2 separate regions of the Mus musculus genome follow, and region 1 is linked to region 2. The links are chromatin loops, found by intact Hi-C in ENCODE. Cell type or tissue: heart. All regions are shown on one strand. Links, peaks and the distances in the headings refer to the core of each region. The heading gives the core; the rest is flanking DNA.

The links. Peaks named below come from ENCODE experiments on the same cell type or tissue, not always from the same donor. Only the 100,000 strongest peaks of a DNase experiment are listed, where the experiment ranks them.
Region 1: it touches region 2 in a loop (6-fold over the local background); 34 of 42 quality-filtered maps call a loop at or near these places.

The regions. Positions count from the first base shown.
Region 1 is chr14:63,062,856-63,070,392 of GRCm38, reverse strand. No RefSeq gene overlaps it. Among named protein-coding and RNA genes, the nearest start is that of Gm35908, 4.2 kb to the left of the region's middle. RefSeq lists an enhancer at 7,327-7,537. In heart, for the core only: a CTCF peak has its summit at 3,578 (motif pointing left); DNase peaks (open chromatin) are centred at 2,412 and 3,272; H3K4me3 peaks cover 1,820 bases; H3K27ac peaks cover 4,365 bases.
Region 2 is chr14:63,368,907-63,376,443 of GRCm38, reverse strand. It overlaps Blk (B lymphoid kinase), which reads left to right. Exons shown (of 13, transcript NM_007549.2): 11 at 398-548; 12 at 2,122-2,253; 13 at 2,847-3,607. The coding sequence ends at 3,052. Gm36165 (a long non-coding RNA gene) reads right to left here. Exons shown (of 4, transcript XR_874703.1): 2 at 5,368-5,827; 3 at 3,776-3,823; 4 at 3,248-3,312. Gm46458 (predicted gene, 46458) reads left to right here and starts at 5,291. Exons shown (of 2, transcript NR_168493.1): 1 at 5,291-5,377. RefSeq lists an enhancer at 6,599-7,537. In heart, for the core only: CTCF peaks have their summits at 3,734 (motif pointing right) and 4,534 (motif pointing right); DNase peaks (open chromatin) are centred at 1,493 and 3,753; H3K4me3 peaks cover 1,894 bases; H3K27ac peaks cover 2,507 bases.

The sequences.
Region 1 (7,537 bases), core at 1,502-6,501, 310 kb after region 2:
ATTGGTTTACTGGTGAGGGAGGCAGGGAAAGGGAGAAATGCCCATCAAAGATGAAGGATCAGGTAGGTGACTCTAGATCATGGCTGGGCCAGGGCCATTCCTTCTTAGCCAGGGCTCTGTCATACTCTCTCTGGGCGTCTTACCTGTGCATAGCTTCCTCTACTGTGCGGCACAGGGCTGTGTGTCAACCAGTTCCCCCAAACGATGTGTGTGGCCTCTGCGTGGCCGGAGGTTAAGTCATGTCTCCTCCTAGCTCAGAGGCTAAAGCCTCCTGCTTTTGAAACACCTTCACCAAAGTCAGAGGGCGACTGGAAAAGGTGATGATGGCGTTGGTGGCTGTCACCACTGTCTGCTGCTGGATCTCTCTGTGAATGCTAGTCTGACTCCTCTGTGATGTTGTGGCTGCATCACTGTTGTGGAACGCTGTGCTTCGAGCACATCAGCACATCAGCTATTACTATCTTAATCAGAGGAGCTGTGGTTACTCACAAGAGACCCTCCTGATTCAACCTGTGGAGGAGGGTCATAAGACCTTTACCTGAGACTCCAGCAACTCCATGTGGCTCAGAGTTAAGAGCACTGGCTGCTCTTCCAGACGCTTGAGTTCAAGTCTCTGCACTCACGTGATGGCTCACAGCTGTCTGTAATCCCAGTTTAAGGAAATTCAGTGCCCCTTTCTGGCTTCCATAGGTACCAGGCTACTGGAGAGTGTGGAGCTCAAGGAGACCCTCAGGCAGGATTAAGACTCAGGATGGTCAAGGCACATCCAGAGGCTGGAAAAACTAGGATTTTGCCAAGCAATCTATAAATATTTCAACACTGTATAGTGTAAGGCTGTGTGTGATGTGCGTGAACATTTTGCGGGGTTGGGGCATGGTTTATTATTCCAGTTTAAAGGCCAGAATACGAAGGTTCAGGGAAACGATTTGCTGAAGGTAAATCAACGATTGAGCAAGATAGTCAAGACTCTTGCACAGGCTTTGAAATGAAGTGTCTTCTAGGCAGAGAGGAGGTGTCCCATAGAACACTTCCAAGTCTAGGTTGACATCCAGGATGGACATGCCAGCAGTTTTGGGGGTCTCTGGGGGTCCCAGCTGTCTGGTATTCCCCACCCCATGAATTCCCTTGGTAGCTAGCTTCTGGTTAATTTAGTAACTGCCACAAGAGGGATGTCACTTCTGTGATTAGACCACAGGAATCTGACTTTGGTCTTGCTGTCAGACTGTCCCTTGATGGCTTTGACAAGATAAGATTTGAGGGCTACATGGCAAGCACAGGAAAGCCACTCTACCAAAGCCAAATGGGAGCTGAGCCACATTCCATCATCCCCCAAAGGAACCCCCTCCTCACACACAACGACTCATAAGGACACCCCTCCCTTGTCGAGTCTTCAGAGACCCCCTCCCCTTCTCTAACAGTCACCGTGTTGGGAGAACAAATTTTAAACCAAGAACATTCTCTCAAGTATTTGATAACAGTCATTATAAATATGAACCAAATCAGGACTGAACCCAGGTCTCAACAGGTCCCTAAAGATATTAATAGAATCTAGAAGCCACTTTTGCCTGGAGGACATTTGTCATGCCTAGCCAATTGGATTTCGTTTTGAGAGCCTCACAGAGAATGGGAGACAGAAATAAACCCGAGCCCAAATCAACCAAAAAACAGAATAGAAAAATGTCCCCACACTGCGCAGGAATCCTGAAGGGCTATATCCCTACAGTCAGGTCATCCCTACAGTCAGGTTAAACCAGATGTATGCCAGTTTCCTAGGGGTGGAAATCACATAGTCTGGGTAGTCCAGGGAGCATTTAGCTTTGAATTGGATTGAAGGTGGTTCTGTAGAGGCATTAAGCAAGCAGAATTCTCTTTGAAGGAAAGTGTTTTCATCTTGGTTTCAAATTGAAAAATAATTTCAATAAGTAACTTTTCCAGTAGAATGGTCCTGACACAGGAAAGATAACTTTGTACCCAAAGAGATGAAACTGCTTCAAGGGGAAGCTGTTTTGGGTGCTGGGGTACATATACAAGGGCTCTTCCCAGCGTACCCCACAAATTGTTTGCAGCACCAATCCAGGCAAGATCCTTTCAGCAGAAGTCTTGGTGCACGGGGGTTGCCATCAAAGGCATTTTTTCTTCCTGGTGCTTTAGCCTGGGTTCTGCGAGGGCTATGGACACAACATCTTCGTGTTGCTATGTCAGGACAGACTCTGCCTGTATGGTCGTGTCCATCCCAGGAGGACAGCACCAAGGCAGAGGGAGGAGGGAGAAGTGCTTTTCTGAATGGAGATTCGTCAATGTACTTCTGTCTGCTGTAGTTATCAGTGTTGCTATTTCAGTGAAGAATGGTGGAGCCTTCACCAGGCTCATGCCAGACGCCGTGGGGGTGGGTGTCTGGGCAGTGATAGGGCAGGGTCCCTCTCTGTCGTCAGAAAGTTTGAGCTCTCGCCAAGGTTTCCGTAGGTCGCTGAGATAGGGCCCCGGCTCTCTGGAGACAGGCATGACCTCGGGCGGGCCCCTCGTCATTGAACTGAGAGGGCTCCGTGTCAGCCTGAACTTAGTGGTGATAAGGGCCAGATAATGGTAGCCAAACTCCCACGGCCTCTCTAGGCCTTCTCAGGCCCGGAGGCCAGAGAAAGGGCAGGTCAGGGAGGGGCCAGGAGAGGAGGGGGTGCAGGGTGGCCGTGTCTCTAAGCTGTTGGGAACCCGAGGTCTCCAGGAACCCCAGGATCTGTTTGTGGGTCCATATCCCTTGTCGAGCCCAGACACCAGGACTGGGGGTATGGTCACCAGAAGCCCTGAGGGGTCATCAGGTTGTGAGCCCTTCCTTCCCTACCCTGTTCAATTTCCTCAATTTTACTGTATCTGTTAGCTATTTTCATGGGTAAGGTTAGGAGTGGATGCCTGTGTCCTGGCTGCCATGAATTTAGAGGCCAGAGATAATCGTCAGAAGAAGCCAAACTTGGTCACGTCGGCACAGCTCTGAGAGGTTTCTGGTGTCTATGCTCTCTGACTCCGAGAGTCACCTAATGCCTCACCTTACAACACACTCCTTTAATAACAGCTAAATCTGTGTGTGCCCAAGGGGATGACGCTCCAAAGCTCTGGGCTGTGAGTCTATCTGTACATCAAGACGGCAGGTTGTGGATTCCAAACTGAAGACCTTCAGAAATAGCTCCAGCTTTTCTGCTCATGTCAGTCGGTAGGGAGCCACAATCACGTGACAGGAGTCAGAGGTACAGTATGCAGTGATGATTTGTCCCTGAGCCACCTGTCCTTGGAGAAGGGCCTCTAATTCACGCATAGGTCACTTGAGCAGCTTGAATGGCAGCCCAGAAGTCCCACACCTCTGCTGGTGTCCTTGTCCTCTGGAGCCTTCTGCCTAGGGCAAGAATTGGAAGAAACGATTCCAGGTGTTATCGTTTCCGAAGCAGAAGACTGAAGCCCCTTTTCCGTTTCGCTAGAAGGTGTTTTCATCTGCACAACACAGCTAAATCTTTATTTTGTTTTGTTTTGTTTAAATAAAAAAATGCCTCGCTGATCGAGGCTCTAGTGCCATCTGCTGGAATTTTCAGGCATTGCATGGGTGTCTGTAGCGTTCAAATGCAGTCTTAGGTTAAACGTGCAGCTGTCTATTTATAAGTATATGCTCAGAAATAGCTCACAACATGACTGTAAATGATGAAAACAGCCTCCAGGTGGCAGGCTTACCTGGCTAGGTTAGAATAGAGGCATCGACAAAGATTTACGCTGTAGCTGAAATGATTTGCTCTTTTTTCCTCTTAAGGTATCTGAAGCCAGTGTGGCAAAATGCTAACGTTCACTAAAAGTTACAGGTGCAGCCAGGTGTAGTGGCTCACCCCTTTAATCCGAGCATCTGAGAGGTAGAGGCAGGTGGATCTCTGTGAGTTTGAGGCCAGCCTGGTCTTCAGAGTGAGTTCCAGGACAGTCATGGCCACACAGAGAAACCCTACCTCAGAAAACATACAAACAAACAAACACCAACCAACCAATCAAACAAACAAACAAAACTTATGGGTGCTCATATTGGGAATTGGTTTTATGTACTGTTCTTTGTGTTTAATATAGCCTACCATGGTAATAATTATATAGTATAGCAGTCTTTATTATGCTATAGGAGATTTCAATTCATCATGTGTTGTATACCTACATCCATATAAGGGTAATAGATAACAACAAAGTCATAGGTTGGAGCGATGACTCAGCAGTTAAAAACCACTTGCTGCTTTTGCAGAAGACCTTGGTTCAGGTCCCAGTACACGCAAGAAAGCTCACAGCTGTCAGCAACTCCAGTTCCAGGGGATCAGAGACCCTCTTCTGACCTCCTGAGACATCAGGCACACGTGTGAAACATATACATACACACAGGTATTCACATATCCATATAGAATAAAACATAGATCTTAAAGACCAACAGCGTCACAAAAATGTAAAATGGGTTGTCTGGGCTCCTGCAGGAGTTGGGTTTATAACAGAAGAGCTCCCTGGTGGCTGTTGCCATTCACAGGTCTCCTGGAGTGGATCCGGGTAACTGAGTAGCAGTCAGGCTCATGTATGGCCTAGAGAACAATGTAACTCTTCAGCAGAGTGACAATATGAAGACCTGTGTAACAGATGTGATCTTTTGTTGCAAACCACCCTGCTTTCCTCCGGGAACAGTCAGCAGGAACCATCAGAATGTCAGCAGCATGGAATCTGGACTCCGCAAAGAAGAACCCACAGAGAGGCAGAAGGAGGTTGCTAAGATGTTTACAGGTCAAGGTTCAGGTTGTAGACATGGTCACACACCTCACTCTCCCGCTGTGAGTCCTCAGGTCAGAGTCATCAGCACTGGGCACTGGGCTCGCAGGCTCTGACAATTCTGGTACAGGTTTGTGGGCGAGGGTTGGCAGGATCTTGGTCAGTACACAGTAAGCACTGTGGGGCTGGTGGTGGGTTGGGGTGGGGAAGGTGGGGAGGTGGGCATGTGTGTGGCTGAAGCAGCTCTCTTAGACTATATTTTGTGAAACAGCAGTTTTATTCAGGAGTAGCAAGGGCTATATAAATCTTGGGGAGTAGGCAGGAGAGTGTACATTACTGGGGCTCAGGAGATGGGAATGCTTTATTTGCATGAAGAGGGATTCCAGGTGCTTAAGTCTGTAAGGTGCCCAAGAGTCTATGTGGCTTCCTCAAGAAAGATAGAGGTGGGGGTCGGGGGTCATGGAACTATGTGCCCTGGGGCAAGCAGGCCAAGAATAGTGTAGGGGAATCCTTACTCCTGCCCAGATAAGATTTTGATCTCAAAGTGGGATTTTCATGGTTTGGATGCCTCTTCCCCTCATTCTTGTTCCAGGTCTGTTCTTGGTCACACTTGTCCCACACACGTTCATAATATAGTTTTAAAAAAAATACTCCAGGCACACCCTGTTCTTTTATTTACATTGTATGTGTGTTTTATTTAGGTTGTCTCCATAGATTTTAAAAATAAAATATGCTACAGATTTCAAAGTGATTGTTTTGAGGTTTTTGTTTGTTGTTTTTGTTTTGCTCTTTAATGTCTTCAGTTGCTTACTTCAAAGCAAGAACAGAATCCTGGGGTACCAGGTATGGAAAGGGAATTGACAGACAGTATTCAGTTTGTTTTGGTGGCTGGAGCTCAGGCTGGGCAGGTGGTTGTGGATCAGGAAGCAGAGCCTGCGGACCAGGACATAGATCCTGGTGACCAGGTGCCTGGGTTTTGCATCTCACAGTTTGTGTGTGTGGTGGGGTGATGAGTTCTGCAGCCTGTCAGTGATAGCTGGAGCCAGCAGCCCTTTTAAATTAGGACCCTTGAAAGATAGACTACTCAATGGAGGGAGCTTTCTTGGGAAAAACCAAAACCAAAACCAAAAACGAAAAACACCTGCTGGTGAGGGAGGCTTTGCTAGGGCTCTAAATGCGACAAATACCTTCCATGTAATCCACCCAGGGATGAACTCACAGACAGATGTCACATAGACATAAAACTATGCTACTTTGCCTCACAAAGAGAAGAGAGGATGGTTGGAGCTCACTGGCCACAGGCCTAGCTTCAGGCTCAATGAGAGCCCCTGCCTCAGGTGAGCGAGGTGAAGAAAAATAAATAAAAATAAAAATAAAAATAAAAATAAAAATAAAAAGGTTAGCTCTAACTAAGCTCTTTTCTGGATTAGTAGTGCTACTTTTCAGTAAACCCTTCTTCCATGTGCGCTAGCAAGGGCAGGTATCACGTGACTCAGAGCCTTCACCAGCTTATTTTCCATACTTGCTTCCTTTTTAACCTCTGATATACATTTGCCACGGAAAACAAGATCGTTTAAAAAGAAAGTCCTAGGGCTGGTGAGATGGCTCAGTGGTTAAGAGCACTGACTGCTCTTTCAGAGGTCCTGAGTTCAAATCCCAGCAACCACATGGTGGCTCACACCACTCTGTAATGAGATCTGATGCCCTCTTCTGCTGTGTCTGAAGACAGTGTACTTATATATAATAAGTAAATAAACCTTTAAAAAAAAAGAAAGAAAATCCTAATTGTGTTTAGATCATTAGATTTAAAATTAGTGAATTATAATATAGAGACATTTCCTTCCATTGTAGAACATCTCAGATCATGTACCCTATGCAAAAAGGCCACCTGTCACTTTGGGGGCCTTATGAGGTGTCATAGTCAGCATTTTTGGTTTTTTGTTTGTTTGTTTTTGTTTTTCGAGACAGGGTTTCTCTGTATAGCCCTGGCTGTCCTGGACTCATTTTGTAGACCAAGCTGGCCTCGAACTCAGAAACCCTCCTGCCTCTGCCTCCCAAGTGCTGCCACCACCTGGCCTTTAATTACCAAGTAGACACAGTCTCGAGTCATCTGAGTAGGGAGTCTCAATTGAGAGAATTCGTAGATTAGATTGCACTGGCCTGTGGCATGCTATGGGGAATTGCATTAGTTGACTTGGGAGAGTCCAGCCCACTGTGAGCGGCACCATTCCTTAGGCTCTGGGCTACAGAAGAAAGTGAAACATAAGCCCCATAAGGCAGAAAGCAGCTTTTCTACATTGTTTCTGCTTCAAGTTCCTGCCTAAATCCTGCCCTAACTTTCTCCAATGATGAACCAAAGCCTGGAAGTATAAACTAAATAATTTTTTTTCTTCCCTTGCATTGCTTTTGGTTCAAGTGTTTATCATAGTAGCAGAAAGAAGATTAAACGATATGTATAATCCATATAAATTGTGGAATCTTTCTTTGTGTATAAAGATGTTTTCTGTTTCTGACTGATACGCAGTGACCGACAGACCTGGTTTATTATACTTTAGTATACTTAATCACTCTGTCAATCGACATTTAGCTTATTTGTAACTCTTGCTGCTATGAATAATTCTGTAAGAAACTTCTCATGTCCACACAAAGGTTTTTCTCTTGTGTAAGCAGGGAAGGATGACTTTCCCCTGAAGGGAAGGAACATTCAGCTTCCTGACATTTAAGTATCTAGAGTTGGCTTTCCAAAATGACTAGGCTAACACACACATTTCTTTTT
Region 2 (7,537 bases), core at 1,210-6,209:
ATAACTATGACCTCTCAGGGAAGTGACCCAGCCCATTGGACATTGGTGATTCCAAGGCATGGTTGGCTCCTCTGAGAGAAGTGTCCACTGAGGGAGTAGCCCTGCCCTTCCGTGCTATGCCCTGTTCGTCCTTTCTCCTCCCTGTCTCATTAGAGGCTATCTACAACCCCAGCCTTCTTTGCTATTCCCAGTCCACAGAACCTTGGAGACAATTGTCTGAAAAAGGGGGACAGGCCTGGGGATGTCAGCCTAGCTTCTCTGCTGCCCTGAGTCTGGGTTGGTCTCATGGGAAGGGGTGGATACCTTCTCTCTCCCCTGGGCAGGGCATGTGAAGCTGGCCTTATGAGCTGGTAGGCTCCATCCTTGCTGCCCTTCACCATGTGACCTGTCCCCTCAGGTTGCAGAGGGGATGGCTTACATAGAGCGCATGAATTCCATCCACCGTGACCTGCGGGCAGCCAACATCCTGGTGTCTGAGACGTTGTGCTGCAAAATCGCTGACTTCGGCTTGGCCAGGATCATTGACAGTGAATACACTGCCCAAGAGGGTGAGCAGAGTGTGTGAGTGTACACACACTCGCGCGCGCACGCACACACACACACACACACACACACACACACGAAAGCCTTTGAACGTCTCAACTCTCTGGAGCCCCCTTGAATGTCTCCTTGCTGTTGGAGATGACTAGGGAGACCCATGGTCCTTGTGTTTGGTCCTTTCCCACCCAGCTCAGCACTTCCTTTCCCTAGATGGGAGGGGGTGGCAGAGAAGCAACTCAAGCCCCTTGGGAGTCTTCATTCAGAATGGCCTTGGAATGCTCAGCTATCTCCTCCCCATCCTGGAGACTCCAGTGCATATAAATCTAGAAGGATGGAGGAGAAGACCTGCACTTTCTTCCCCTTGTTTCACCCTCTGATCCCCAGACTAAGTTGAGAAAATCCTCCTGTGGAAGGAGGGTGTCAGGGAGCACAGGTTGGAAAACACAGCTCTAACTAAAGCATGAGCATCCAACCCTTGCACCCGAAGGGTTGCATGGATGCTCTTCTCTTACTGTGAGTGAGGAAAATTGACTTTGCAGGAGGACTCTGGTACATTGATCAAGCAAGCAGTACTGGTTTAGTGCATTAATCAGTGGATTCAGGAGGAGAGCCACATCTTAGGGGCCGATAACCCCCTCAGGGGACTTCCAACTGGCTCCCCAGACAGTGAAACCATCAGGGGGGAGGTGGCCAATGCCACCTCAGCCTGAGGTTGGCTCTCAGTGCCAACCAAGGCTGTAGCCATCACGGTCTGAACTGAGATGGGCCTTGCTATCCCTCCACACAGTGGCCCTCAGAGGTGTCTGTCTGAGTGTCAGGTTTGCCTTTTGCAGGAAAGCACGGACTGAAGCCCGCCCATACCACGGTCCCTGCCGCTGGACAAGGCCGAGTGAGATAGGAAAGGATGCTTCCATCCCAGATGGACATGCACAGGGCTGGGGACATAGCTCAGTCAGCAGACTGCCTCTCTGGCATGAAGCCCGTGGTTTCATATTCAGTGGAGTATAAATGGGGCATGCTGGTGCATGGCTGTGATCCCAGCACAGTGGAAGGTGATGGCAGGAGGATTAGGAGTTCAAGGTTACCCCTGGCTACGTACGCTCTAGTTGGAGGCCAGTCTGGGATATACACAAGACTCTGTCTCCAAAAAATCAAAATCAAACAAAACAGTAAGTCAGATGGAAGCATATATGGGTGGTACTGGTTTTGTTGTTGGTTTTGTTTTTGCTTTTTTGGTTTGATTTGGTTTGGTTTTTGGTTTTCAAAGACAGGCTCCTCTATGTAGCCCTTGCTGTCCTTGAACTTACTCTGTGGACCAGGTTGGCCTTGAACTCAGAGATCCAAATGCCTCTGCCTCCTAAATGCTGGGATCAAAGGTGTGCACCACACCACCCAGGGACATCAACACTGTTTTTAAGAACTCCTAGGATAGTAGCAAGTGACTGTGTCTTCCTATATCCTCATGTATCCAGTGTACACATCCTGCAGGCCCTCCAGTGGGAACGGGCAGATAGGGGCAGGACTCTGTGGGTTGGGGGTAGATGGTTGGCTGTCCCTGGAGCTACTGCACTTTCCTGGCAGGGGCCAAGTTCCCCATCAAGTGGACCGCCCCGGAGGCCATCCACTTCGGGGTGTTTACCATCAAGGCTGATGTGTGGTCCTTCGGAGTCTTGCTGATGGAGATTGTCACCTATGGGCGCGTTCCCTACCCAGGTAGGCATTGTCCCTGTCCTTCCTACCATCCTCCTGGGACATCCTGATGGTGACTCGCCAGGCTCACTGACTGTGGGTATGTCACACTGGTGAGAGCAGGGTCCTGTCACAGGGACTGAAGCCCAGCCCTGCATTGTGGGCTTCCTCTCCTTCTGCACACTGCTCAGGGCCACAGGAAGAGGGAGAGGGGGAGGAGGAGGAGGGGGAGGGGAGGGAGAGGGGGANGTANATGGATAGGGAGAGGGAGAGGGAGAGGGAGAGGGAGAGGGAGATGGAGATTANGGTGGAATTAGATGGCGTAAGAGACAGGTGTAATGGCTCAAGCTTGTGATTCCAGCCCTTGGGAGGCTGAGACAGACAGATCTCAAGTTCAAGGCCAGTCTGGCCTATACAAGAAGACCTGTGTGAAAAGCCAAAGTAGTACTACGATCCTGGCACCTATGTGACCTTCCAGGGTTACACTAGCCATAGTGTATCAGAGCCCACTCTTTCCCTTCTAGTGCCGGTCAGGGCCTAGTCTAGTGCCCTCAGGGCCAGTGACTGCACTCCTGGAGCACCACCAGCCCTGAAGCTCCCTGTCTGCCCTCCTGTAGGAATGAGCAACCCTGAGGTCATCCGTAGCCTGGAGCACGGCTACCGAATGCCATGCCCGGAGACATGTCCACCGGAGTTGTACAATGATATCATCACTGAGTGCTGGCGGGGCCGGCCAGAGGAGCGGCCTACCTTTGAGTTCCTGCAGTCGGTGTTGGAGGACTTCTACACAGCCACGGAGGGCCAATATGAGCTGCAGCCCTAGCAACCAATGGTCTCTTCAGGGCTCCCAGCCTGAGCCTCCTTCTGGACTCTGACTTTGGGTTAATATGTTCACACTTAGCTCTTCTTCCAGGTAGGTTGCAGAATCAGGGAAGAATGGTGTGCCTGCTTCTCAAGTGAGGGAGCCAGGAGACAAAGATGGCTTCATGGTGAGGCATGAGCTCTCAAGGCACAACCTCGGTCCACCTTTCACTGGCTGTGTGCCTTTGGCCAAGTTACTTTGCTGCTCTGTGTCGTCTCTTCCTTGAATGTAAAATGAGCAAGGATTGTGTTAGAACTTACCTCCAGTTGTGTTCAGACCCCGATAGTCCCGAAATCAGTCTGACCAGTTAGCGATGGACAGGATGTCAGGCTGTCATAACCCAGAGTGCAATCAGAGCTCCCATTTCTCTCACCTTTTCAGTCTCATCAGCAAGTGCCTCCCTGTCTGCTGCTTCAGAACTATGGGTCAATCCTCCAGGTCCCCTGGCTGTGTGCCCCCTACCCATCCCTGCATGCACACTTTGGGACTTTTCTATAATAAAGTCATGAGAATTGTACCTTTCCCCTGGTCTTTACCAGTGACATGAACAGATGTGGCACACGAGATGTGTGTAGGAGGTGGGGAGCACCTTGCCCCAACCCTACCCCATTCCTCAGCAAAGGACACTGGGTGTGACTGACACTGTCTTTCCTGGCCAGCAGGTGGCGATCTCACCCCACAAACCTGTATCTGGGACTCCATGGACGCAAGCACCTTGAGTTCCAAGTTTCCCTAGAACATGGACAGAAAGCCATGAGATGGGGCGGTGATCTCCCCAAGTGTGGAGGCTCTCTCGCCTGTTTTTCTGTCTCCCATTCATCCTGTTTTGTTTATATAGGTGGGGTGGGGGGATAAGTTTATAGAAAAATAAGTAGAAAGGGTCCAGTCTCCATAAACCCTCAACCCTTTTAGATGTCAGCACCTTGCAATAGTGAGCCCACTTGCTCCTCCAGAGGGGCTGGGATCAACACACTTCACACTTGGGTTCACACCCTACCTATACTCCGTGTTCCACCAAAGCACAAGATGATGGATCCATCAAGCCCAAATTATACAGAATAGTCCTCCTGGCCTCAGAATCCCCCAGTGTCTCCCCTCATGCCAAGGTTACAGGCACCCACGCTCATGATGGCATTTTACATGAGCACTGAGGATTCAGATACAAGTCCTCATGTGCGCCGGGCAAGCATTCCCCCTAAGCCCTATCCACAACCCGTGGCTTTGTATTTCAATGTTCCCAGCTGGCACTGATGACTGCCCAAGGATCCGGATTTTGGCAGCTGAGCTGAGTGAGCTACTGAGGGATATTATTTCTCAGGAAAACTGGCTCTGTGTGACTTCCCCATGGCTCTCCCCAGGTCTGCTGTAGAGGTGACATCAAAGGCTGACTTACTCCTCTCAGGGAGGAGGGCCTTTCTCCTTCCAGGTGATGCTGGAACCCACAAGGGGTCGCAATTTGCCCGCACTGACTGAAGGAAGTTCCCTATGTTCACAAATTTATTCAGGACAAAGATCCTTCCATATCCCAATCCGAAGGTCACGTAGGAGAGTGGGTGAGGGATATGTAAAGAAAAAGAGGGAAGCAGAGAAAATAGGAATGATAGGGGAAGTGGCTGTGGAGTGTCCGTGTTCTCCCAACACAGTGGTGGCCGTGTGAGCCACTGGCAAGGGGACTACGTATGAAACATCTGATTATATGATGATTGCCCCTTGCCCAGAGCTTGTGAAGGATACAGACTGAGCCTGGGGACCCTAGGACCATTCTTACCTGAGACAGGCATTTGTTTTCCTAGAACCTGGGTACATCACCTACAAAATGGGTGAGAGTGGGTTTCTGGGATCAGGTAAACCCTGAGTTCAGGACAAAGCACTTCCTCCCACAGGCTATGTGGTACAACAATTCACACCTCTGGGCCTCAGTTTCCCCATTTGGGAAATGGGCCCACAGCAGGTGTGTCTTGTTCTGAGCCTTCATCTCAAAGTGATAAAGAGACAGAGAGACAGTGCAGGAGGCAGCCCAGGAAACAGGAGAGACACACAGACCTCCCACCTGGTCATTGGCATAACCCACAACCAACTTGAGTCAGAGTTGAACATCATTAAAGAAAGGTTGACACTCCCCCCCCCCACACACACTGTTTAGAATATTCAAACTATGCAAATGGGACCTTTATAAACAGTCATTGTTGAGTATGGAGTGCCAGTTTATGCAACCATGGGAAGCACTCATGCTACAGATGAAGACTCTGAGGCCCAGAAAGGCGAAGTGAACTTACCATGCAGCTGGTAAGAGGCATCCATCTTTGGAGAAAGACTCTGATGATGTCAGGGTTGGGAAGCTCACCGTGTGCTGGGGTGGGAGAGGAGGAGGTAGGCCTCCTCTGGTCTCACACAGTCCTTGCTGATTTGTCGGTCTTCCACGGCTGCCTTGTAAAGGATATCGGGAGGAATCACAGTCCCGCTCCAAAATGCTTTCTGGAAACCTCTTGTCTATTCCAGCATGAGCTTGGACCTCTCCCAAGTGGGAAACGGAGGTCAAAGGAGGTGTTTTCCTGGGGACCTGGGGTGGGTGGCGTGGGGGACACTCCTTGGCCTCAGCTTCTTGATGACAGATGGTGGCATGCTCTGGGGTCTTCAGAAAGCCGGAATGTGATGAGATAGACATGAATGAACTCTCCATTCAGACCGGCTGCTCACTGAGAAGTCCTGGTCCCTAGGCAGCCACTAGGTGCTTCTCTGAGGAGCAAGAGCACAGGATGGTGTCTTTAAAGCAGCCACGCCTACAAAAAGAGCTGCATTTGACAGCACGGCACTACCCAGTTTGTAGGGCCTTCCCGTGCTGAGTCTGGCCTTGGATGTCTTTACTTATCTAGACAGCAGACAGGAAGAGACACCCAGACTATAGTAGTTCACTACTGTACCCCTAGGAAACGGGATGGGGACCTTTACCCCCAACACCAGCCGGGTGCCCAGCACTGTAGAAAGAAGCCCTGGGGGGCAGAGGACAACATTCATATGAGAAATGGGCAACAGGGGCATCAAGCAAACCACAGGCCAGCAAGTGGACTGAGGGATCATAAAAAAATGACAGGAAGGAACCAAGAAAGGGAGAGGCAGGCCCTGCTGCTGGATGGGGTCCCAGCTGTCCCTGTCTTGAAGAAGTCACTATCCCGTGATTCATAGAGTCACATCTCTGCCTGATATCCCTTGAGAGTATCCAGGACACTCTGCCCAGTTAAACTTGAGGGTGCGTAAGCCATATAGCTGTCATGGACAGCAGAGACTTTATTACCTCCTGAGGTCACACTTAACCCTGAGAAGAAACATCCAGGAATAAGACAGGGCCTCTCACAAGGGGACCATCTCTCTTCATTCCATGAAGCAAGAATACTGTGCTCCCAGACAAGAATGCTGGGACATTCCCCAGGCCATCAGTGCCACCTGTGTGTCACTGTGCCTAGGCTTCAGACATGTTCCCCACAGGCACTTCCATGGGGTGGGGTGGGGGGCGTAGGCTGTAGTCCTGTTCTCACTTTGTCAGTGGACAAGCCAAGAATCTCAAGGTGGGCTTCCTGACAGTCCTTCTTGCTGGGACCCTGACAGGTGGGCGAAGTCTTTCCCTGACTCTGCCGTGCCTTTCCCAGCTAGTATGTCCCCGGAGAAGTGGAACCAGATAACACAGAAAACTGTAGCCTGGTCAGAGGGTGGCCTCAGAATTCCCAGGGCCTGACCTCAGCCCTTGTCTACCTTGCCACACGTGGGTCAAGTCATGGAGGATCTAGCTGTGAAGGAGCCAACCCTTGGCTCTGCCTTAGCTGGGCTGGGGAACTCTGGTCAATTGCTTTTCTTCTCCATCTCACGGGGATGGAGATGTGTAATGTTCTGAAATCTTTAGGCACAAGGTTCTACATGCAGCTGGATGTCAATACACACACATTCCCTTCGCTTGGACACACTTGATAATGGAAAGTTAGGCTCACCTTCCCTGGAGTCACGGGGGTGAGGGTGGGGTGGAGGCCTAACTTGTCAGATTTTAGCTCCCCAACCCTCCCAATGTGTTCTCCCTCCTGTCCAGCTTGCACCTTGGCCTGTGGACCCACCAGGTCTGTGTAGGCTACACAAGCTGATGGAGGCTGACAGGAGCCAGTCTCAGGGCTGGGGGAAGATTCCTGAGGACTGATGAGGTGGAAGGAACGCTGCCCAGCAGCTGACAGGGATAAGGGAGGTAGGAGGGCGAAGAGAATACACTATCTCAGACTGCTGCCTTCGAGAAGGGCCAGGGTACCATCTAGGGCCATCTCTGTTGGAGCCCTTGCCAGCTCCAAGGTCAGTCTGCTCTTGTGGTTAAAATTAGCCTCCTGATCATTGCCCCGGACTGTGAGTGGCCTTTTCCCATGAACCTCCAGGACTTGGTATGTCAAGACCCAGCTCGGCTTTGTGCCCTCT